Linked DNA regions of Mus musculus: all the other regions are linked to region 1. The links are chromatin loops, found by intact Hi-C in ENCODE. Cell type or tissue: left cerebral cortex. All regions are shown on one strand.

What was found. Peaks named below come from ENCODE experiments on the same cell type or tissue, not always from the same donor. Only the 100,000 strongest peaks of a DNase experiment are listed, where the experiment ranks them.
Region 2: a loop joins it to region 1, with 9 times the contacts of the local background. A loop is called at or near these places in 4 of 42 quality-filtered maps.
Region 3: a loop joins it to region 1, with 7 times the contacts of the local background. A loop is called at or near these places in 2 of 42 quality-filtered maps.

What each region holds. Positions count from the first base shown.
Region 1 is chr2:28,062,583-28,070,582 of GRCm38, reverse strand. No RefSeq gene overlaps it. Among named protein-coding and RNA genes, the nearest start is that of Fcnb, 18 kb to the left of the region's middle. In left cerebral cortex, a CTCF peak has its summit at 3,225; DNase peaks (open chromatin) are centred at 1,871, 2,604, 3,177, 3,719 and 1 more place; H3K27ac peaks cover 2,532 bases.
Region 2 is chr2:28,163,614-28,171,613 of GRCm38, reverse strand. No RefSeq gene overlaps it. Among named protein-coding and RNA genes, the nearest start is that of Olfm1, 38 kb to the left of the region's middle. In left cerebral cortex, no CTCF peak of the experiment used is centred here; DNase peaks (open chromatin) are centred at 1,407, 2,054, 3,049, 5,068 and 1 more place; H3K27ac peaks cover 2,992 bases.
Region 3 is chr2:28,120,430-28,128,429 of GRCm38, reverse strand. It overlaps F730016J06Rik (a long non-coding RNA gene), which reads right to left. Exons shown (of 10, transcript XR_003953783.1): 4 at 6,760-6,954; 5 at 6,357-6,482; 6 at 1,673-1,798; 7 at 1,123-1,267; 8 at 1-1,009. Among named protein-coding and RNA genes, the nearest start is that of F730016J06Rik, 29 kb to the right of the region's middle. In left cerebral cortex, a CTCF peak has its summit at 1,485; DNase peaks (open chromatin) are centred at 1,210, 3,517, 3,949 and 4,236; H3K27ac peaks cover 1,413 bases.

The DNA of each region.
Region 1 (8,000 bases):
TTTCTCAACTTTACAGCTATTTCCCAGGTTACAAGTGTTTGCATATTTAGTTTTCAAATAGCTACTAACTCACTTGAGGAAAAGGCCATTCTTTTATCGTGGATTTGGACCCTGCATAGCATTCCTCGTGTGTGTGTGTGTATGTGTGTGTGTGTGTGTGTGTGTGTGTGTGTGTGTGTGTGTGTGCAGACTTCTTGCTGCAGTTGAGTTTTCTCCTAGGAACGAGTTCTCTGGCGAGCATGCTGACTCAGAAAACGTGCACTGTCACAGATGTGGGATCGAGAGGCAGACATTCTCTGTCACCAGTCTGATCCTCACTGAGGGGATGTCGGGGGTGGGGGGCTGTGGACACGGGGCCTGTGGGATGTCTGTTTGATGTACTGCCACAGGGCTTTTGTATGTAGTATAGTTACGTGTGCACCCACGCATGCCAACACTGGGTGTCCTCCTCTATCACTCTCCACCTTATTTTTAAAGATAGGGTCTCTCACTGAAACTCGAACTTACTGATTAGCCAATCCTGCTGGTCACCATCCTCTAGGGAGCCCCCTTCCCCTCAGCACTGAGGTGACAGGTGTATACTGTCACCACAGCTGGTTTGCTAACCAGGTGCTGGGGCCTGAAGCCAGGTCCTCTTGCTTTACAGCTGGCTTCCCAGGGACCATGTGGCTTTCCCCATGGCTCAGAATCCACAGGGAGCTTTTAGAGTCTGGGTGGAAGGGAGGGTCATGATTCCTTTTTGAGTCTTCCTGGATGGTTGTGATGGGCTGTCAGGACCTTGGAACTTTGTTACTGCAGATGATTATGGGACAAAGAAGAGCTGATCCTCTGGTTGTCAGAGAAGAGCTCACTTTAGAGCTCTGGTTCTCAACCTTCCTAACTCTGCGACCCTTTAATATAGCTCCTCATGTTGTGGTGACCCCCAACCATAAAATTATTGTCGTTGCTACTTCATAACTATAATTTTGCTACTGTTATGAATCATTACATAAGTATCTGTGTTTTCAGATAGTCTTAGGTGACCCCTTGTGAGGGTCATTCGACACCCACACACACACACACACACACCAAGGAGTCACCACCAACATGGTGAGAACCACTGGTTTACAGGGATGTGATGTCAGAAGGAAACTGGGTGGAACAATCCTCCCAAATAGGAGTCGCTCAGACCCAGTTTTCACAACCCAGGGTAAGGCCAACTGAGGCTTTCAGGCTGCTCCTGTTCACATGACCCTGAACTTCCACACCCTGCCGTTCTGCTGAACAATGTGGATGGCCATGTCTGTATCCACAGCCAAACATGTCCTGTGATGGGAGCTTAGGGTATGTTTCTGACCTCAAGTCCTTTATCTTGGCTGCCAACCTGAGCAAACCCCTTTCTGCAGCCTAGTGTGTGGCTTTGGACACCCTGCTGTGAAGGTGCCTAGGCCCACACAAAGTCCACTTCCTCTGAAAATGCAGAGTCTCCTTTGTGGGAAGGCCCTACATGTCTAGAGGGATGGTCCTGCCTCTCTTCACAATGCGGCCAAGTCGTCTGTGCCTGTGGGCTGCAAAGCCTTGGTGGATATGGGTCATGGGGAGCTGAGAGGCCCATGGTCTGGGTGGACAAGACACACAGCTGGCAGCATCTCAGTTCTTATTGTGAAATATGGCGACTCTCCCTTTAATCCCACTTAGGGGTTAGGACTCCATACCACAGGATTGTAAAGCTCCTTGAGTCCTAGCCACCAACTTGGGACAGATGGGTTTTCAGATGGTCCCTAGTGCTGTTGCCTTACTGGCTGGGACTCCTGACACATGGTGAGGTGGGTGGTGGGTAGGAGGGACAGAGTCTCTGCACAGCTCCAGGAATCACATCATCGGTCGCCTCCCACCCATATGTTGCAGGCCGCCGAGTCGCTATGACAATGACAACAGCATAAGTAGCTCAGAGCCACTAAAGAATAGCTGAGGAGCCCAGTGGAGGCTGCACTGGCACGAAGCCCAGAGAGCTCCAGGCCTGCTCAGAGGGGTGCGCGGCTCCTCCACCCGGTATCCTCCCTGTTGCCGCCCTCTCAGATGCAGTGCATTTGAACAAAGCACCTGCCACTCTGGGATAGACACAAACTCACTCTTGCTGGTGCCTGGGCATGGTCAGAGCAGGACACAGCAAGGAGAGTAGGCCCAACATGGAGTCCTCTCCCCCAGCCTCACCCAAGCTCCCCAAGATAGTCCTCAAGTCAGTGGGATGTGTGCCCTGCCTCTCTGTGTATCTACTGCCCTGAGGCCATCTCCCTGAGATGATCCAGGCTCAGGCAGGAGGAAGTGTGTGTGGTGTGTGTGTGTTTGTGTGTGTGTGTGTGTGTGTGTGTGTGTGTGTGTGTGTAGTGTGTATAGGTCAGAGGACAAACTCAGGTGTTGTTCTTTGGAGTCCCCCCCCTTTTTTTTTTGAGAAATTTTCATTTTCCCTCACTGGCCTGGAATATGCTGTGGTGGTTAGAATATGCTTGGCTCATGAGAAGGGGCACTACTGGGGGTGTGGCCTTGTAGTAGGTGTGGCCTTGTTGGAGGAAGTGTGTCACTGTGTAGGCGGGCTCTGAGGGCTCCTAGTGCTCAAGCTTTGCCTAGTGCAAAAGAGAGCTGGCTCCTGCTGGCTGGGTTCCAATCAAGGTGTAGAACTCTCAGCTCCTTCTCTGGTGCCATGTCTACCTGCAGGCTGCCATGCTTCCTGCCTTGATGATAATGAACTGAGATTCTCTCTGAAGCTTTAAACCTAATTAAATGCTTTCCTTTGTAAGAGTTGCCTTGGCCATGGTATCTCCTCAGAGTACTGAAACCCTAAGACATGTGCGTAGTAGGCCTTCTGGCTGGCCAGAGAACTCACAGCCAGCACTGGAATCACAAGTGTGCACCACCATGCCTGGCTACACGTTTCTGGGAACAGGATTCAAGTCCCTCCGGCTTGTGTGACAACACTTTAGCTACCTCCCAGCCTAGAGGGATTTCACAGCAAGGCCGAGTCACTACATTAAAAAAGCTGGCTACCTACAGCCATTTAAAACTTTCTCTCTCACTCTTTTAAGGATCTGGAAATGTGTGGGCATTTTCCATGACAGAAAGCCCTTGGTCTCCTGTAGCCTTCAGCTGGCTTTGTTCCTGCTTGCCAACTGCTAAGCTCTTTTTTTCCTTGTAACACCTAGCCAGGCCGCCAAGAAAAAGAAACACATTCTGTTAGAATCCTGTTTTCCCAGCTCTCCCCTGGGGGCCATAAAGGATGTTCCACGCATCCGCCCTCAAAGTTGTTGCAGGCAACACATTGATCAGAAACGAGGCTTCTGCCACGCAGCCCACTATCAGCACTGAGGTTTGCGCTGTAGATTTAAAGCAAAAAGAGATCCATTATGGATTCCTCCATGAATAGCAAGAGAGCATATGGGTATTGTGACAGAAACCTCAGGTCAACATTGCATTGCCCCTGGTACTGCTGTGAAGCCTGGCAGAGTGTCTTGGGATTTTCTACATAGCACAAAAGACTCAGGGGCGGGTAAGTGTCGGCTGACCATCTGAAAACTGAACAACCATAGGGGCTCCATCTACTGCCTGCCTGATGGGTTTAGAAATGTGTCCTTCCCACAGGAAGAGGACTAAAGATCAAAGTGAGCACATAGCATTGCTCTGTATGTAAACATCTCCCACAGACACTGTTGGCCAGAAAGTCCCCTGGCATGATGGGAGCGGGGGTTCTATAAAGTTACAGCCTCTTCCCTGTAGGTGGGTGCTCTGGGTGTGGACTGGAAAACGAACTGTCTATATTTGCACTCAAACTGTGAAGTGCAGGGGCTGGAGAGATGGCTCCACGGGTGATGTGCTTGCTGGGTAAGCAGGAGGCCCTGAGTCAAGTTCCCAGCATCCATGTAAGATTCAGCCATGATGATGTGTGCTTGCAGTGACAGTGCTGAGGAGGCAGAGGCAAGAGGCCCTCCTGGCGCTCTTGACCAGCCAGTCTAGCTGAAAGAGCAAGCAGCAAGCTCCAGGGACCGTGAGAGATCCAGTCTCAAAAAGTAAGGTGGGGAACAAAGGAAGACATCTAACATTGGCTTCTGATCTTCTCATGTGCACATTTCAGCAAATGCACAAGCACACAAATGTGCACACACATGCATAGAACACACACACACACACACACACACACACACACACACACACACACACACAGAAACGCACCCAAGTCTGAGAGGTGGGGAGGGCATCCTGACTCTGGAAGATTGTTTGGAGAAACTTAGGCCAAGCTGGTTAAAAAATAATCAGCTCATACTTCTGCCCTGCTAAGTTTCCAGTTGGAAAGTTTGTTGGGTGCTGCTGTAAAATGCCCTCTTGTCTCGGGAAGAGCATGTGCAGAGGACTCACAGAAGCAGGACACTTCCTCAGGACTCTCAGGAGGGCTTGGTGCCTGTGGGTGCTCCCAGAGCCTGTGGTATGTACAAGAGGTTTAATTTGTGTAATTTGTGGGGAAGAAAAGAGAAGTCGGGGACCTGTCCTGGAGGATGGAGGAAGGGAGATCAGGTTTGGGGTCTTCATTTCTGTTGCTAATCATTGGGCCACCGTGCTCCCTCCTGAGGCTCCCTGGTGATGGTCCATTTCAGATAGAATTAGATTAGAGAAAGGAGAAGCCAAGGGATGGGAAAGTGGTCCACATATCAGCACATTGCCACAGCAGAAATGATGAGGCAGGAGGCAGCGGACAGAGTGAGAAGAAGCCAGCTAGTGAGTTATCTCCATCAATGGTGGACTCTAAAGTGCCTCACAGCACACAGGTGTGCCTCTCTCCTGGGGTCTTGCTAACACTGCCATGGATCAGTCCATTCCTTACTCTTCTTCTTACTGTGCCAAGATACCTGACTTGAGGATGTGAGGATACAGTCCATTATGCTGGCAAGTCTGGGCAGCAAGACAAGCTGGAGGCCGTGGCTGCAAGAACATGGGGCTGCTTATTGGTGTCTGGATGGATCTGGAAGCCAAGGAAAGGAAGCAAGAAGCAGGCAAGCTACACAGCCCCAAGGCCTTTGGGACTGGGTAACAGCTCAGCACTGAAGAATATTCATTGCTCTTCCAAAGGACCAAGGTTCAATTCCCAGAACCTACATGGTGGTCCCTAACCATCCATAATTCCAGTCCCAGGGGATATGGTGCCCTCTTCCGGCCGCAAGCACACACATGCAAAACATTCATGGACATAAAATAAACAAATCTTTTACAAATTTTAAAACAAGCAAGCAACGCAAAGCCCAAGACCTGCCTCCAGCAATCAACTTACCCTTGAGTTTCACAATCTATAAAACTTTGAACCTTTTAAAATTGTACCCAGTCAAGCATTAAGCTGACAAAGGACACTTGTAGTACTTTTTATCAATCCTCCTCAGACACAGAGTCATTGGATGGGTGTCATGCTTTAGATGTTAAATGTCTCCCACAAGCCCACGAGTGTAAGTCCTGCTGCACAGTGTGGCTCTTTTAAGAAGCAGGGTCTACCTGGCATTAAAAAAAAAATTGCTGGATATGTGCCCTTTAAGTGTTCTGTGGGACTCCTTCTCTTTCATATTCCCGTTGTAGTTTGTCAAGAGAACCTCACTCACAAAGACCACAGAGACCACCATCGTTGTGAACCGCATGAGGATTTTTTTTATTGACCCAACATGTTGGGGACTCCCCTCTCAGCACGCAGGCCAGAGGAGAGACCCAGAACAAAGAAAGAACACACGTTTTCTACCTTTGTAAAGACCAGATATCAGTACCAGGGTTGTTGGCTTATTTTAATTGGTATAGCCAATAATTTTTTCAGGCATTGCTTAGTTTGTCTCAGAATTCAGTGTGGGGTGGGGCAGGGGAGTTGTTAATCTTGCTCTGGCAGTTGCAAGCTTAGTCATTTTGACCGTTAAAACTATGTTTCTATCTTTGTTTAGTCAGCCAGCTTCTTTATCTGGCTCTGCACTTGGCCTGCTAGTACAGTTTGGAAGGTCTTTTTGAAGCGGGAAGGTACTGGGTGGTCTTGAATTCATTCTGGATATCACATTCCCTGATCATAATGTAAGTGGCTTGCTGACCCACACATGCCTACTAGGTCACCATGTGCCCAACTGAACCACAGACTGGAGTTTCTAAATCTATTAGCTCAAATAAGCCTTTCCTATAGAAGTGGAAGGTAGCCAGCAAGGTAGCCTATCACCTCACAGCAGTTAATGGTCTCTGATCTTTTATTATAATGATGGAAAACCAGTTTGCACAAACCAGCCAGAGAACCTATGGTTTGGAGAAGAGGTAGCACATGGGACCAGGGAGAGAATGGGTGGGAAAGAACATCAACTTGGCTTTTAGAAAGATTTGGAACCCTCACCAACCAAGCGCAGAAGCCTCACTGGGCCATGGGCCCGCACTTCCGAGGACCCACAGACACATGCCCATGTGTATACTTTATCAGTTTGGTTTCAGAAGGTATCTCTCTCCCAGACATCTTGGCCATTTTATGAACACTTTTTAAGTCTTATTAAGATAAAGCAGAGATGCTCATAAACAAATTACATCAAGGCCTAAATTTTGGAATTTATTTATAAAAATTATTTTTGGTTCATCACTCAGTTAGGAAAAAATTTAAAAGCAACACTTTAGGGGAGAAACTTTCTAGCTTGACAGATTAAAAAATGTTTTTCTCTTTAATCATTTATTTTTGTCTCCTGTAACAACGACACATTCTTGTGAAGGTAAATGTTTTTTGAACAAGCATCTCTCAAGATTTAACCTCAATTAATCACAGCTTCAGAGCACTCTCACTTCCTGAAGAACCAGCATCCCAGGGGAGCCTGTGTAGATTCAGAGACCCAGACTTGGGCCTGGAGCTGAGGCTCAGAAGGAAAAGCAACTGCTTAGTATATAGGACACTCTGGCTTTGATCCCCAGCTCCACAATATCCAAGCTGGGACTACACTCTGCCCAGCTCAGCACTGCAGTGCTGGGAACAGGAAGATGGAGACTTAAGACTATCCTAGGCCCCATAGCTATTCCCTGGCCAGCCTGACCTACAAAGACACTGACATACACTCAGCCACCCACTCACCCACCTGCCTACTCATTCACCCACCCACTCACTCACCCACCCACCCACTCACTCACCCACCCACCCGCTCACTCACCCACCCACCCACTCACCCACTCGCCCGCCCACTCACCCACTCACCCACTCACCCGCCCACCCACTCACTTCCCCCACCTGCCTGAGATCCTTTAGGGAGTCCAGGCTGCACTGGGGATCCAGAAGTCTCCAGGAGGAGAGAGAGGCTGGTCTGGGTTGGACTGCTTCCTGGGTCAGTAGCTAGAAAGAAGAAAGCAGCTGGAGGTGAGGAAGGGAGCTGGGCAGGTGTCCCAGGGGATGTGACCCAGTTCGGGGGAGGGGGGCGAAGGCACTTTCATTTTAATTTCACAAGGTAAAACATTTTACAAATGTAAAAGTTCTACAGTCTTACAAATTCAAATACTTTAAAAGTTTAGTCTCATTAAAAGTTCAACATCTTTTTTTTTTTTTCAAATTTCAAATTCACAACTGTGGGCTCCTAGAAAATTAAAAGTAATGTCAATACTGCCTTAGTTTGCGAGGGCAGAACCAGGGCTTAGTTCCAATCTGAACAAAGCAAAACCAAACTCCAACGCGCAAGTAATTCACTGTCAGTGTCTGGAATTCGCTCACCATGTTCTGGTGTTCTGGCCCAGGTAGCTGCTGCCTGTCTATTCAGCCATTTCATGCTGTTACTAGCGTTACAAGGAAACTTTCTCATGTACTGTTACTAGGAGACTTTCTCATGCCTGAATGAATTGCAGATTCTGTGATGTGCTGTGCTTTGGTGATCTTGGGATCCAATCACGTAGAGGTCAGCTGGAACTGCTTTGTACAGTTAGCCACAGTAAGCTTGAACCTGAACCGACCTCGCCTCAGCACTTCCTGCCCTGTGTGTGAGCTTTTATGGTTGTTCATA
Region 2 (8,000 bases), 100 kb before region 1:
CACCCACCTGGAGATCTGCTTTCTCATGCTGTGGTGTAGCTTAGTGTACTCTTACTCTCCTGGTCCCCTGGTCCCCTGGATTGATGACTGCAAGCACCAGGGACTTCCTGGGTCAGGCCAAGGGGCTCTAGCTGGGTAGGCACAAGAAGGGTCATGAAGCCAGATCTCTCTCTCTCTCTCTCTCTCTCTCTCTCTCTCTCTCTCTCTCTCTCTGTGTGTGTGTGTGTGTGTGTGTGTGTGTAAGGGCAGAGGTTGATATTAGGTGTCTTCCTTATTTTTGACACAGGGTCTTTCACAGAGCCCAGAGCTTACCTATTCACTGGTCGGCTGAACAGTAACTCTGGGGATCTGCCTATCTTCAAATGCACCCCCACCCCATTATGGTTCTGGGATCACAGGTGTGTGCCACCACGTCTTCACATGGGTGCTGGGGAGTTGGACCCTGTTCCTTATGCTTACATGGCAAACACTGACAGAGCCATCCCTGACAGCATCCCCGTCTCATTCTTGAGCCCGAGGGAAGAATGTGAAGCCTGCAGGGCAAGGGTCTGTGCAGAAGCAGAGCTGTCACTCACAGGACATTAGTTGGGGACATCTGCATGGCTCTGTCTAGCTTTGCTGCCATCCAGAATGAGTGAGAATGGAGGACCTGGGAGAGAGAGGCCTGGAAGGCAAGATGCCCTCAGCTTTGCCTTGTGTATCATTTCCGACTGGCTCAGTGTGTGCCCAGCGCCTTACCTGCTCCTACATCTGGAACAGGTGCCAGCAGCTGCTGGTGGAACAAATACAAATCAGTAGACAGGAGCCTCGATGATGAGCAAGCTTTCTTGGAAGCTGCAGGTGGTGACGGGTGAGGACCGGGGGTTGAGCATATGTTGTCCTTGTCATTCAGGGTAGCCCTGTGACTGAGACTGAGAAAGAGTGTCAGATGCTCTCTCCTGGATCACTGAAGTCAGCCTGGTCCTTCTGGCCCCTCTTTAACCGGCAACTCCCGCCTTCCCCATGATGTCTGCCTATCATGCTGATATATGCCTCATGTTCTCTTCAAAGATTCACCTCATCTACCTGTGTCTAGTAGTCAGGCTGTCTCAAGCTCAGAAGACCCAGCTCTCTTTCAGGGATGGAGGCCTCTCAACTTTGGCTTGAAAACTAATCTTGCTGGATGAAGGGTGCCTTGTGGGGTCTGAGCAAAGGCCCTCATGGCTACTGCACCCTATGAGGCTCTTGGTTTCTGGCCATCCTTGCTGGGGAGCCAGAAATAGGAATGGGCAGTGATGGCGGGCGGCACGGGGTGATCGATGACTGAGGAAAATCAGAGTGTCCATGATTACTTTGGTCTAGCCCATCTGCTCTGGAGAGGCTGAGGGAATGAGGTTTTGGGTAGAACTGATTTTATTCCTGGAAATGAGAATGTGAACGGTGTTAGCACCCGCTCCAGGAATCTACCCAGTTCCCAGCTGAGCCAGGCTCAGTTGCAGATGGCTAGCCCTGCCCTGCCTCGTGCTGCCCTGGCCAGGCTGGGTGCAGACAAGAATCCCTAGGGTTACGTCTGTAAGTTATTGGTGTACCTATCCAGGGAACAGCAGTGCTTGGCTTCCATTGTGTCCTACATCTTGTCAGAGAGAGAGAGAGAGAGAGAGAGAGAGAGAGAGAGAGAGAGAGAGAGAGAGAGAGAGAGAGAGAGACCCCCTTGATGCTCTCAGCAGGGGTAGTTGCTATTTCCCATTGTTGAAGCAAGATGTAGTATTCCTCAGTAGACCCCCCCCCCTTCCTCTGGCTTGTACCCAGTCCGGGTGCCCTGGGAAGATGCAGGTACCTTGCATACTCAGGGGTCAATAATTTCATACCCCTTCCTTACTCTAAGCACCCCCAATGCCAACAGCCTGGATTCTCCAAACATCAGATGAAAATAATCCTTTAATTACCCATGCAGGCAAATTTAGGAGTGCGAAGAGAGGGGGCGAAATGGAAAAAACGGTGGACTCAGTTGCTGCTGACATTGATTTCTCAGAGCTTTGCTGGGCGGGAGTCGTGCTGAGAGAGTGTAGGCTGAGTGTTATGCAGAGAGAATGAAGGCAGCCCTGCATCGCAAGCTGGCGTGTGGGCAGCTGCGTTCACAAGCAGCCCCCCCCCTTACAAACGTGTCTACACGGCAGGTGTCTGTGCTGCCCTGCTGCATGTGAGCCCTTCTGTTATATGCACCACCCAAGTAGCCCTACGTGGATCTAGGATGCCAGGGCAGAATCATTTTCTCTGGTCTGTCGTGACTTTCATCTGCTTTCAGGGTTTGCTCACCCTGATTCCTCTGCCCCTTTGACTTTGGCTGCAGGCCCAGTCAGCTCAGCCACTCACCAGGGAAATCCAGGTATCCACTTCTAGCTGGATGACTACATCAGCCTGGGGGTAGAGGATGTAAGAGGATTGAGAGGGAAGCGCTGGTGGTTGGGCAAGAGACTTCATTCTGCATAACAGCCATGGCCCATTTCTCTGAGATGTCCACCAGTCACCAAGCCTGCCTGGTAGGGAGCACTTGGGAGATCATCTCACTCCCAGCTAAGCTTCTGCAGCTGAACTAGCATTCTAGGCCTTGTGTGGGACCCACTGCACCAGGGGGATGGGCTGGTTGATTGGTGGGTGGATTTATAAATAGGTGGACAGGAAGGTTAATGGATGGATGCATAGATGTGTAGATGAACAGGTGGCTGGGTAGATGGGTGGGTGAATAATGAATGGATAGATGGATTGGCTGATGAATGGATGCACATATGGATAGATGAGCAGGTAAATGAATGAATAGATGAATGGACCCATTGAAGAACCAATGGATGGATGGTGGGTGGATGGATAATGGATAGATGGATGGACAGATGGATGGATGGATGGTGGATGGATGGATAGGATAGGATAGGCAGCAGGAGCAATGGGTAGGTGAACACACAGAAATGAATAGATGGTGTGCTGGTTAATTTTATGTCAATGTGACACATGCTAGGCTTCTTTTGGAAGCGAGAACTTCAACTAAGAAAATGCCCCCACCAGATTGGCTTGTTGGCAAGCCTGTGGTACATTTTCCTTCACTGATGGTTGATGTGTGAGGGCCCAGCTTACTGTAGGTGGTTCCACCCCTGGGTTGGTGGTCCTGGGAAGCTATAGGAAAGCAGGCTGAGCAAGCTGGGAGAAGCAGGCCAGCAAGGAGCACTCTCCAAGACTTCTGCTTCAGTTCCTGACTCTAGGAACTCCTTGAATTCCTGCCATGACTTCCCTCATTAATGGACTGTAACCTGAGGGTTATAAGCTGAAATAAACCCGTTCTTCCTCAAGTTGTTTTGATTATAGTGTTTTATTACAATAATAGAATCCTAACAAAGATGGCTAATCTGATAGGTGTGTATCTTTATATACATACATAGGTAACACATGCTAATAGGGACATGTTCCCATATATATGCACTTACATATGAGAAAATACACACATTGCATGGATACATGTGCACACCTTCACACATGCTCATGTGTATATGCACATGCGCTTATGCATGTACATAACACCATGCACGTTTGTTTTGCAGACGCAGCATGATACACCCCGCACACTCTGTTTCCTCCATTTCTGTCTGCTTCTCTGCCATTTCGGATGGACTTTTCTCACTCTGAAATCACCACTGCCCTCCCACTGCACAAGCTGATTTGCTACTGAGGATCCCAGACACTGTTTCTAGAATCTTACAATGGGAAGTATTGCTTCGCACAGCCTGGGTTCGGTACACAGATGCATGTGCAGGATGGAAAAAGCCTAGCCTTGAGTTACCAGCATCTTTATCCTGGTAGGCATCCCTGAATCAGCTTCCAAAGAGTCAAGTCTGCATTTCCTCAACAATCTCACCAGCTGTTCTAACCACTAGAAAGCATCGCAAATTGATACTTCTAATGTAATTAGTGGGCTTTCCCTCGGCGTTCAATGGCCATTTCCTTCTTTCTTAGTTCTTTGTCCAGGTACTTGGGCTACTGTTTTTCTGTAGAGTTGCCAACCCCAAAATTAGGCTAGGTAGCCACGGGTGGGCATAGCATCCTGATCTCAATGAGGATACTGGATAGGGAAAGTGCATAACTCCCACCCCAGGCAGGTGATGTTTAATGATAGCTAACTTCCTAGCCTGGAACTCAGCTCCAACCCTAAACCGCTGCATTGGGTTGCCCTCACCCAGGACATTCCTGATCTGGGTAGGCATTCAGCACACAAGCAGTAAAGATGCAGGCTGCTGACTTTAAGGGGTGACCCATAGCTAGTGCACAGGTTGGGTCAGCAGCCTTGGGAAGTTTCTACCCCTCAGAAGAGGGGTTAAATGGGGTCCAGACCTGCAGGCTGCCTGCCCTGCACTCCCTGTTCATAAGATGGGTTTCGGCCCAGAATTCCCTGTGGCCAACATGGAAAGACACTCTAGCAAAAGCTCTGTTGGCCTTTAACCCCTGTTCTTAGTATGTGCTGCAGAACCCACCCTGCCTCTTGCCCCTCTCTGTGCTGTGATCCATTGGCCCTCTTACCCCACATCTGAGTGAGGACAGCTGAGCTGACTCTTCCTTCCACCAGGGTCCAGATCAACCAAACCCACGTGCTCCCACTGGGGGTGGTGGAGATGCTGGGCAGCCTACCTATGGGCTGGGCAGAGTCCAAGGTTGAGGGAGTCCAGGGCCCGCAGCTTGTAGTGATGCCCCGAGGTGACAAATGACAGATGGTGAATCGAGTCTACACCCTGGCAGTAGCAACCATCCTTGGTCATCAGCTAGCCTCTGCCTCCAGTCCTCCTGCTCCATGTGTGTGCTCTGCTAGGCTGCTTCCTCGGCTGCTGGCCCCCAGTCAGAACAAAGCCTTCACTTCCACAGACGTCACTGTTAGGGAGAAGCAAGCCCAACACTCGCTTCTCTGAATCAACAATGAAAAGTCCACTGCTGGCTCTCCATCCTTCCAGATTCCACTATTCTGTGTTCTTCTAGCCAAAAACAAATCCAACGAGCTATCTGATATGCTGTCAGCATGCTGTAGCCATTACCCGTCATGGCAGGCTGGCCTTGCCCTGACTCCTGTGAACCCGTAGGCAGTAGAGCTGGAAGTTGCCCCCTGGCCTCACTGTGGCTTCTGCTAGGTAGCATCAGCATACCATGTAGTCCTACTGAGTGACCTTATACAACTTACAATTGGCAGAGACAAGGCCATTTTACAGAATCTTTGAGTATTATGTCTGTGTTGAGTATTGAGTCTGTGTTATGCAGCTGCTGGTGTTGTTAGTCACAAAATGTGTGAGGGCTGCAAACAGTGGGACAAAGACGATGACATTTAAGGAGACTCAAGAACAGATTTAAATAAATTAAAACCCAGTATCTTTCCATTTGCTCTAGTGTTAACACTAGGGTATAATGTATTTTCTTATGGTTTCTATCTCTTTGTCTGTCTGTCTCGTGTGTGTGTGTGTGTGTGTGTGTGTGTGTGTGTGTGTGTGTGTCTGTGTCTGTGTCTGTGTCCTTCTACACTATGAGAAAGCCTAGCCATGGATGTGATCATGATCAGTGGATGTCCTTAGCAAGCAACATCACAGTCTTTACTATTTCCTTTCTCAGCAGAGGACCCTGGGTTCTTCAGAGACATGGCCAGCCTAATTTGGAGCTACCCTGCAGCACCCCACCGGGCCTCTGTACTGCCCTGTCTCCTTACACAGTGCCCGTCTCACCCAAGTCACACAAAAGGAAAGCACAAAGAAACCCAGCTCTGGGCTTGAATCTGGCTGCCCCCACCCCAGGTTTCCAGTAATCTATGGGCCCTCCTTCTGGATCTGATCTGAGAAGCCTTTGACTTCATGGGGTCCCCTGGAGACAGCCGCTGACATCCGGAGCCGTGGCAGCCTCTGAGGTCCAGGGGGTCATGAGACTGTGGACGAAAGGCGAGAGTCACAGGATTCAACCATAACCCCTCCCCTTCTGGTCTCAAAGAATGGGCTCTTACAACTGGGTTAGGAAGAAGGCACCCACACGCTGTCTCTGTGGCTATAGGATGCAGCTGTGCTTTTTGGGAAGGGATGTATATAAATAATTAATGTTTATCTCTTCTGTTTTATATTGGGAAATGTTTTGGGTTTTCCTCTTTTCCCGACTTTGTTGGTACAGGCCACAGGATTCTGAATGCTCACTGGCTTCCGTTTCCCCTTGGGTGTGGTTTTATTAGGTTTCCTGGGAAGCTCACCCCTGTAGGTGAATGAAAATAATCTCTACGTTCCCCTGCTTCTTTCTCATCCTGTTATTTTATTTTGCTGTGGCACCGAGGATGGCTCCCAGGGCCTTGCCCATGCTAGGCAATTGCTGTGGTCCTGAGATATAGCCCCTAGCGCCAAGATTTCTGAGGCAGATTGCCCTTGAACCTATGACCCTCCTACCTCTACCACCTAGGTGTCTACCACCTTGGATTCCAGCTGTGGCTGGCTTTTCCTCTTTGAAAGAATGCTAAGGCACTGGGCCCTTCTTGCTTTGTACCCCACACCAGACAGGAGCCAGGCAAAGTGTAGAACAATATCAGGATAGGCATGGAAACCAAGAAAATGCCCAGCAGAAATCCCGGAGTTTTGAGAGCCATGCTCACTCTCCACCTTGTTTTGATTGGACTCTCAGTGGAAGAGAAAGGTGACCCCGCAGATGGCTGCAGGCATCCTTTCCCTGCAAGGAGGGGCAGGCAGTCTAGGGCTCAGAACTCAGATACTAGGGAAGGGTGGCAGACCTCTGGGTCAAAAGTTCTAAAAAAGGGCAGAGATCACTAGTTTAAGGAGTGCCTGATTCTGACCCACAGGCCTGCTCTGTCCCAGGATGAGGTCCCTGGCAGTTCCTTTCTGCTCCTCCTGTGGTCCCACAACACTTGATGTATGTAGAGCTTCTGATACTGTAGGGCTGGCTGATTTCTCCTCAGGCTCTACCCTCAGAAATGTGCTAAAGGCAGTGTCTCCTCCAAGGCCAGGTGACAAAGGACTAAGGTCAGGAACATTTGGGGATGGTATCCACAGGCTCTGAAAGAGATGTGGGTTAGAAGAAGGGAAACACGGGCTCGTGACCCAGGGACCAACAAGATTGACTTTGGATAAACTGAAAGCTGAATGTTAAGGGACTAATGAGGATTTTAAACGTTTTTACATGTATTTATGTATGTATTTGTGTATTTATTAGTGTGTGTCCATGCTACAGTGCATATAAGGAAGTCAGAAAATAACTCGTGGGATTTGATTGTCTCCTTTACTCTCTGGGTTCTGGAGATTGAATTCACACTGTCAAGCTTGGTGGCAGGTGCCTCTGTCCACTGGTACTGGTGCCTGTGGTTGGCTCATTGTTGTTGTTGTTATTATTATTATGCTTTTAGAGACAGGATTTCTCTGTGTAGCCCTAGCTGTCCTGGGACTCAGTTTGTAGATCAGGTTAGCTTTAAAGTCACAGAGATCCACCTGCCTCTGCCTCTCAAGTGTTGGGATTAAAGGCATGTACCACCAATGCCTGGCTCAATAATTTTTCTTTTTTAAAGATTTATTTTTGTGGCCCCCTTTTAAAAGCTAGTTTGCTGGAGTGGCACACACCTTTAATCCAGGCACTGGAGACACAGTGGCAGGTGGATCTCCGAGTTCCCTGATCTACAAAATGAGTTCCAGAACAGCTAGGGCTACACACAAAAGCCCTGTTCCAAAAAGCTAAGAGAAAGGAGGAGGAGGAGGAGGAGGAGGAGGAGGAGGAGGAGGAGGAGGAGGAGGAGGAGGAGGAGGAACCAAGTACAATTTATATCACCCATTCTTCATTAGTGTTTCCATTGCTGTGAACAGACACCATGACCAAGGCAACTCTTAAAAAGGACAACATTTATTGAGGCTGGCTTACAGGTTCAGAGGTTCAGTTCATTATCAAGATCTCGGAAACCTTGCAGCATCTAGGCAGGCATGGCACTGGAGGAGCTGAGAGTTCTACATCTTGTTCAGAAGGGA
Region 3 (8,000 bases), 58 kb before region 1:
CAGGGAGCCCTTGTAGAGAGTTTTTATGTTCAGTGAAGAAACCAACACTGGATGTCAGCAAGGGTGCTCACTCCTGGGGTTCTGCAACTCCAGTCACACACCCACTACCCAGCCAGAGGCTTCCAGAACCCATCAGACCAGGACGTCCCTGGTGGTTCTGAGATTTTTGATTGCTAGCATGGCTGGAGTGGACAGAGCTGGAGTCACCAGCTGTAAAGAAACTTTCTCAGTATGGGAATCAAAGAGATTTCTTCTTCTTGGCCTTGAGTGGCAGGGGCGTTCAAGAGAGCCAGGATTGTAATATTGGGCAGTAGAACTTCTTCTGGCAGGTGGCAGGGGGTCCTTAGGGCACTGGGGTGTCCCTTTCACAGAGATTGTGGGATAACGCCTGTCTCTCCTCCTCTGGGCATGCATTTTGCTCTGACACCCACTCCTGGCCATTGTCTTGTATACTCCCTGAGATCACCCTCTTCAACCATGCACAAAACTGCTAAATAAATCTTTACTCCATCTACACAGCTCTCCACTATAGCGACCGAAAGCCGACCAAAGCACAAGGTAATCAGGATGACCTTCAACTTTCTGGAAGCCATAACTTGATGACCTGCAGCCTCCTTTTGGCATGTGACTATAGTCTCAGATCGTAGGAACTAAGGGAAGGGCTCCTTTTCAATCCACCAGTGTAGGCTTAGATTTTTCAAAACCTACTTTATTTAGGGTTCTTAAACACCTTTACTTCCCTTCTATCCCACTGTCCAGAGGTAGAGGAAGAAGACGGTTTGTAGGACAAGAGGGATTTCAATTTTGTGGTCAGGATATCAGCAGTCCAGCCCAAAACATCCACCATGAATCAATAGTGGCAGTCCAACCCAATCGGAAAACACCCAACATGATTCAGTAGCAGTGGCTTGATCCAGAAGAAACTGTAAGGCTCTGCCATGTCACCGTAAGTCCCCAGAAGTGGCGCAAAGCAACCAGATTACCACACAAAGCTCTTTGGTACTTCTTTCTTGAAAAAAATCACAACAAGCAGAGATCAGCCAAGACCAGTAAAGCTTTGCGAAGTGAACCAATGCAAGAGCATTTCCCCCCTCCCCCCACTGTCTGTGAGGTTATATTTACATTCATTTTAAACACCATGTTCCCTCTCCAGTGTCTGTTCCAGCAAAACGTCACATGCCCTCTCACAAGACAGCTTCCGGAAAAACGCCACGTGTCTGTTCTCAGCAAAACATCCGCTCATGTGTCTGCTTCAGTGAACTAAATCCTGTCATCAGTTTCCAGAAAAATATCACATGACACAACTGACTTGTTAGAGAAAGCAGAAATTTCCACTTTCACACCAAGGTAATCATTATTCCCAGTACTAGCCAACTGTACTGGGGAGAAAGAAGGGGGTGACGGAAGACTGCTGGACCCCATTCACAGGGCTTAGACACTGACAGCAGATGATGCAGCTCTGCATACGGCCAGCAGGCCAGGCCCACAGAAGCCGAGCGTGTTTCCAGCAGTGTTCCCAGCCCAGGGCAGTGCTGTCCCCTAGAGGGATGCTCTCCTCCCGCTCTTGGCCATTCAGGCTTCTGCATCAGCACAAGGCTCTTAGAATGGAAGAATCGTGATGTTACCTGGAGCCTAGCCCCTTGCCTGTTGATGGTTGATGAGAGACACTTACCATACTAGAGAGTCCTCACTTAAGGAGAAGGGGAATGGTCCAGGGACAGAAGCCAGTCATACATGTACAAGCGTGGTGGAGTTGAACTGAACCCACAAAGTATACATTGAAGTCCGAACCTGGTGGCTGTGAGAGACAAATGTGACCTCTCTGGTGCCACAGGTTATGGTAGGGCTGATAAGGAAAGAGATAGGGAGATACAAGGACAAATGAGGGAAGATAGCCAGGTGAGATGGAGCTGAGGCTGGGGAATATAGCTGAGCCAAGGCCAGTGTGTGAGCATGGCAGTGTAGACAATTTGATCAGGCCTGGGTGACCCCAGAGCGACTCTGACTTGGGGCTTCTGGCTACTCACACGGTGACATGAAATGTTGACTGTGTTGTGTCCCACCTCCGATCTGTAGTTATTTTCATGGCTACCCCAGAAAATGAAAAGTCTCTGGGAAGGCAGTTGTTCTGACCTCTCCTAGTCCAGCCTCCTCAGCTTCCACCTCTAACCCTAACCACCCAGCCTCCCCAAGCTTCAATCTCCAGCCTCTAACCGTAGGCTTTCAGACGTCAACCTTCTATTCCCAACCTATATCTTGGAACAAACCATCAGCCTCTTTGATCTTTAACCTTAACCTTTAACCTCCAGTCTCCAACTTCTCCAGTCATGGACCTCCAACCCTAACATTCAGTCTTGAATTTCCAGCGAGTCTTAAAGCTATGTCTTTTACCTAAAATATTTTAATAAAATATTTTTCAAATGGGAAGAAACTGAAGCTGGAGCGATGGCTCAGTAGTTTGGAATCCTGGAGGATACAGGTCTACGTGGTGACACATAAATATATGTAACCCTAGTTCCAGGGGACCCAAACCCATCTTCTCATCTTCTTGAGCACCAGACATACCTGGGGTGTACATACATACACACATACATACATACATACATACATACAGGCAAAATACACATACACGTAAAATAAAACTTTAAATAATTAAAAATGAGCAGACAATTTGGAGTTGGTGTCACTTAAAGAGAACACATCCCTCAGTGTGTTTCCAGAAAGTGTTAGCTGAGCGGGTAAAATGATCCTGAGCATGGGTGGTACCATCCCATGGGTTGGAGTCTGAGTGTGGGTGGGAGTCTGAGTGTGGGTGGTACCATCCCATGGGCTGGAGTCTCGGACTGACTCCTTCATGCTCTTGTTGACACTCCCCCATGGTGTAGTGTATATAACCTCAATGGGGGTTTCTACCCGGCCTTTGATCATTCAGTTCCCAGTAAAAGATGCAAATATATTTATAAGATGTAATTAGCACTAGAGCTGGGCAAATACTTCGCTCTAAGGAAGTATTTACTTTCCTGTCAATAACCCTGAGTTGCCATGTTCCATCTGGGATGCTCTTAACCCTAATTGCCCAGCCCTCATGGCCATGTTTTCATGATTCACCTACCCCATGGCATCCTCTCCTCTCTCCACATTCTTCTCTTCCCCCTTGTGGTGGTCCCACCTTAGACCACAAGCTCAAGAATTGAAACTCCTTTTACCTCCCTTATGCCCAACTATTGGTTGTAGGCATCTTTATTCAACAGATAGTTTTAAATTAAGGAGCAAGGTTACATAGCATCACTTAGTGTATGTGATTTCCTCATCCTGGGGGGCAAGTAGACCTTGGAGGCCAGTATTTAGCATTGCAATTCATAGCAACAGACCAAACTTGGGGACACCTCCATCATCTTGGATGAACCTCAACCCATGAGCCAAAACAAACCGTTCCTTTCTTAAGTTGTTCTTGTTGGCTGACTCATCAAAGCAGTGAGAAAAGTAACTAAGACAGAAAGTAAGGTACCCAAGCTCACCCAGGACTCAGGTGCAAGGCCAGGGACCAGCACTGCATAGGGACAGGATCCTGGCAAAAGCTGCTTGCCCCTTCCATCAGCTCCCTCGTCTGTAGTTGCAGAATACCTTATCCCTGGGCCAGGCCATGGTGGAGACGACCCTGGAAAGGCTTAACTCAGTCAGGCTCCTCCGAGCTACTTGAGCTAGACCTGTACCTTGGCCATTCACAATCATGCCCTGCTGTGACTCCTCCACCCTTGGTTTCTGGTTCCAGCCACTCTTTGACTTCTATCGGCTGTCATCCCAAACAGTAGCTCACCTTTAGCAGGGGCAGGCTTATTCCTCGGTAGCTTCCCCTCCCCCAGTCTGCTCTCACTCTGGGCACTTGTTACTGTCCTGCATTTGAGTGGATCTCAGTCCCACACCACACTCTCCGATCTGCTGCCAGAGCCTGAACAAAATTACTCTTGCTATTTTTACCAAAAATCCAATGCAATTTTGTTCCCTTACACAGCCAAGGTTTTGTATCTTGGACAGTGTCTTGCAGGTCAGAGGACGAGTGTTTTTAAGCACTTTGCAGAATTGCTGTAGCCTGTGTTCTTGCTGTCCATTCGTCCTGTGGCCTTCTGCTAGCCTGTCTCTTGGGCACTCTGAAGTCAGGAGATTCTGAGGCCAGGCCTCCCCTCCTCTGCATCATCACCCCCACACACCAGCCTACTCCCCCTGGCCCTCCAGTAGGCTTCAGAAGGAACCGCCTCCATGTCTATAATTATAGCCCGCACCATGCCCTGGATTGCTATGGTCTGCTATTTTTACTTTTGCACTGAGGTTTTTGTCTTGTTCCTACCTCAGGTGCAAGGACACATGCTGGGCAGATGTCACTCCTCAGATCTGAGGTCATCCTAAGAGGCTGCCCCACTTCTCCAGACAGTTATGCCCAGGATGAGGCTGTCAGGAGTTGGCAGCCTGATACCCCCAAGGAGGACTTTTGCTGGGAAGCTGTGTATTTAGGTGGAAAAGCCAGCACCTTTGTTTTTGTCTGTTTATGAGCATAATTTCAGATGAATATCAATGACCCCAACCCCACGACAGTACAGGGATGTCACAAACATCCTGGTCTGTTTACATGTGGCAGATGTTTTCCTGTATGTAGTTCCTGGAACCTGCTCTGTATTCTATACCAGGTGCCACGCCTTCAAGACTACAGCCTCCCACTGCTGCAGAGCAGGTAAGAGGGTCATCAATGTCACCACTGAAGACAACATTTAATCACAGTGGCTTAGTACACATGGCTTATGTTAGAACATCAGACCAGAGACTGCTCAAGTTCAGCCCTCCCTGTCTCCATCCTCAGTTGATTCTGGGATTCTTATTGCTACAGGGAGAGGGAGGAAAAGGGAGAGGGGGAGAGCAGGAGGAGAGGAGAGCAGCAGGGGGAGGGGAGGAGGGAAAGAGAAAGAGTGAGAGAGATCAAGAGCCAGAGCCAGAGCCAGAGCGAGCGAGCGAGCGAGAGAGAGAGAGAGAGAGAGAGAGAGAGAGAGAGAGCCTTCCTAGTCTGATGTCAGGGAGTGACAGACACTATTTCCCCCTAAGGAAGCCCACAGACCAGGCAGCCAGGCTCTGGTTATCAAAGGGCAGCACATCCCCCACTCACACCAGCTACCTCTCAACCAGATATCCCTTCCACCTTTTCACTCCTTCCCTGGGATTTGCCCCCTCCTCCCAGCTGCCCAGGAATCAGGGACAGCTAGCTACAGGCTTGTATCTTGGAACCTTCCCCTTTCCTCTGAGACCCAAAAAGGACTCCTCACCCCCACCCCCAACCCCGCTTGCTTCCTGAACTTTCATTAGGGTCTGCTTCATGCCATTGTCTGCTTTTCTATATGACTAAAAGATCCTGACAGAGAGTAAAAAATTATTTAAGCCCCTAGACCTGTGTCCAAAATAGCCCCATTGTTCCAGGATGCCAGGTGTTTGTGGTTTTTGCCTTTCTATAGCCCAGTGCCAGGTGTTTGTGGTTTGTGTGTCTATATAAATCCCTTACCCCTTGAGCTTGTTGTCAATTCCTCTACCCCTGCGTGGGATACAAGTCAACCCTAGTGCACTGGACTTGTTTGTCTGTGTCTCGTCCTTCGTTTTCCCGCCCCCTTGAGCTCATGGTTGACTCCTCTACCCTTGTGTGGGATAAGAGTTGTCCCCAATGCACTGGTTTTTCCAGAATAAACCTCTTGCAGTTTGCATCAAGACCGATTCTCGTGAGTGATTTGGGGTGTCGCCTCTTCTGAGTCAGAACGTGGGGGAGTCCTCACACTGTGGGTCTTTCGTGACCGTGGAACTATTAACTTCCTACCCCACAAAGGACTATCTGTCTCAGTGTTATCCTTGAATCCCAAACCCAAATATTTCATGTTAATAAAACAAATTAAACTGGCAGAACTGGAGAAGACTTCCCACAGACTTCGGATGCCAGGAAGACTTTCTGAATGCATGAGGCTCAGGGGAATGTACAGGAGTGACCCAAGGCCCCGAAAGACTGTAGCATTCCCCAAAGTCCTGGAAAACAAAGGGAGTTACAAGTCCTCAGCACAGATTCATCATGAATAGAGAAAAAGTCAGGAGTGGTCTGAAGCTTGGGCGTTCCTGGTCACCAAAAACAAGTCTCCATAGTAAGGTATCCTAAAATGACCTTGACACCGAGGGCCACTGCTCACAGCCTTGAAAGTCTTCCTCATGGATTGGTACCTCTGCCACCATAATAAATGTCCCCTTCCCTCTCCTGAGACTTCTGTGTCCCACCATGCCTCCATCTCTCCTTCCCTACTGCCTGTCCTTCCAGGCTTCCTGGGCTGACTCCTGACCTCTAGGGACTGGCTTGTATTTTCAGTAGTTGGACTCTGTGGCTCCCTTGGGTCAGCACGATGCCGCTGTGACTCAGTGCTGGGTAGTCCGTCAGGAGTTGGTCCAGTTCCATGCTGAGCTGGGGCCTGTGGGTTGGTGGGCTAGTTACAGATAGATAGCCACTGGGGCTGTCATGTTTTGAGCAGCATGAGAAAGCTAGCGTGAGCTGGACTGTAGGCTTTCCACAGACACCGACTCCATAGTTCTGGGTGAACGTGTCTGAGAGGAAGAGAACAGGCTTCTTGGTTATCTTATTGGGTTCTTACCTTCCACCCTTCCAACCCATATTCCATCCACATTCTTTTCCACCCCGCAACAGGAAGTAGAAGAGAGAGAAGGTTAGAGAGGAGAGGAAGTACAGACCTCTTTAGACTACGTCCTGCTCATTAGGGGTGTCCCGTTCCTTGGTGACAAGTCCAATCTCTGTCATCAGGATAGCTCCAACCAGAAATTCAGCAACAGCAAAAGCAGCAGCAGCAGGGGGAGCGGCAGCTGCCTCCGGCTCTCCTGTTTATACCCTCTCCAGTCTTCAGAACTAAACCAAACATCCTGTCCCTGCTAGAGCACAAGGCAATCACAGTCAGCAGCTGTGGACAATCTGAAGCAGCCTCATATCCCACACCTGGGATTAAGACAATAACATACTCACTAACATAACTGGGTTTTTAAAGAGACCAAAATTCTCACTATGGTTTTCAGTCTGCTGCACTATGTGCCTCTTGAGAGCCGAATCGGACGCCTCGGGGTTTTCCACATGTGCACAGATGCTTGGTCTGCTCGGGGCATCTAACAGACCCTTAGGAAAGCCTATTAATGGGGCCATTTTTATTACTAATTATTAGTATCATCATTATCTTCGTGTGTGGATGGATTGGGGATGGGGGCAAGGTTATCAGACGGCATCCTTGGATGTTAGTCCTTGCCTTCCGCCTTGCCTCAGGCAAGGTTTGTTTGGTTGTTTGCTGCTGTGCACACCAGATTAGCTGGCCCACAAGCTTTCAGGGATTCTCCTGTGTCTACCTCCCATCTCACGGTAGGAACATGGGGATTATAGATGTTATGATCTCATCCACTGCATACGGTTCTGGGATTCAAACTTACGTCCTTGTAATTATCACACCAGCCAGAATACCTCTGTTTGATGAGTGTCCAATGATGTTGGCTGGGCTATTAATCTGTATTTCTGTGAGATTAAACATCTTCACTTGCACATTTTTATGTGGCTAGTTTGCTTGGGAAGTTGTCTGTTCGAATCTTTTTGCCCATTCACTTAATTGGCTGTTTGCCAACTGGCATTGGGTCTTAGAGTTTAAAGTGTTGTCTTCCAGGAGTTTGTTGGTGGTTATTCCCTGCCCCTCCCCCATCTCTCTCTCTCTCTCTCTCTCTCTCTCTCTCTCTCTCTCTCTCTCTCTCTCTCTCTCTCTCCCTTTCCCTTCTGTGTGTGCAAGCGCATACGTGACTGAGTGCGTGTACCCATGGAGACCAGAAGAGGGCATCATCTCCCTTGGAGCACAGTCCGTGCACTCTGCTCTCTTCCTGGTATACATACTATAGTCCTGGCATCACCAATATTTTGCGATTTCCATCGCGACTTAGGTGTTCCT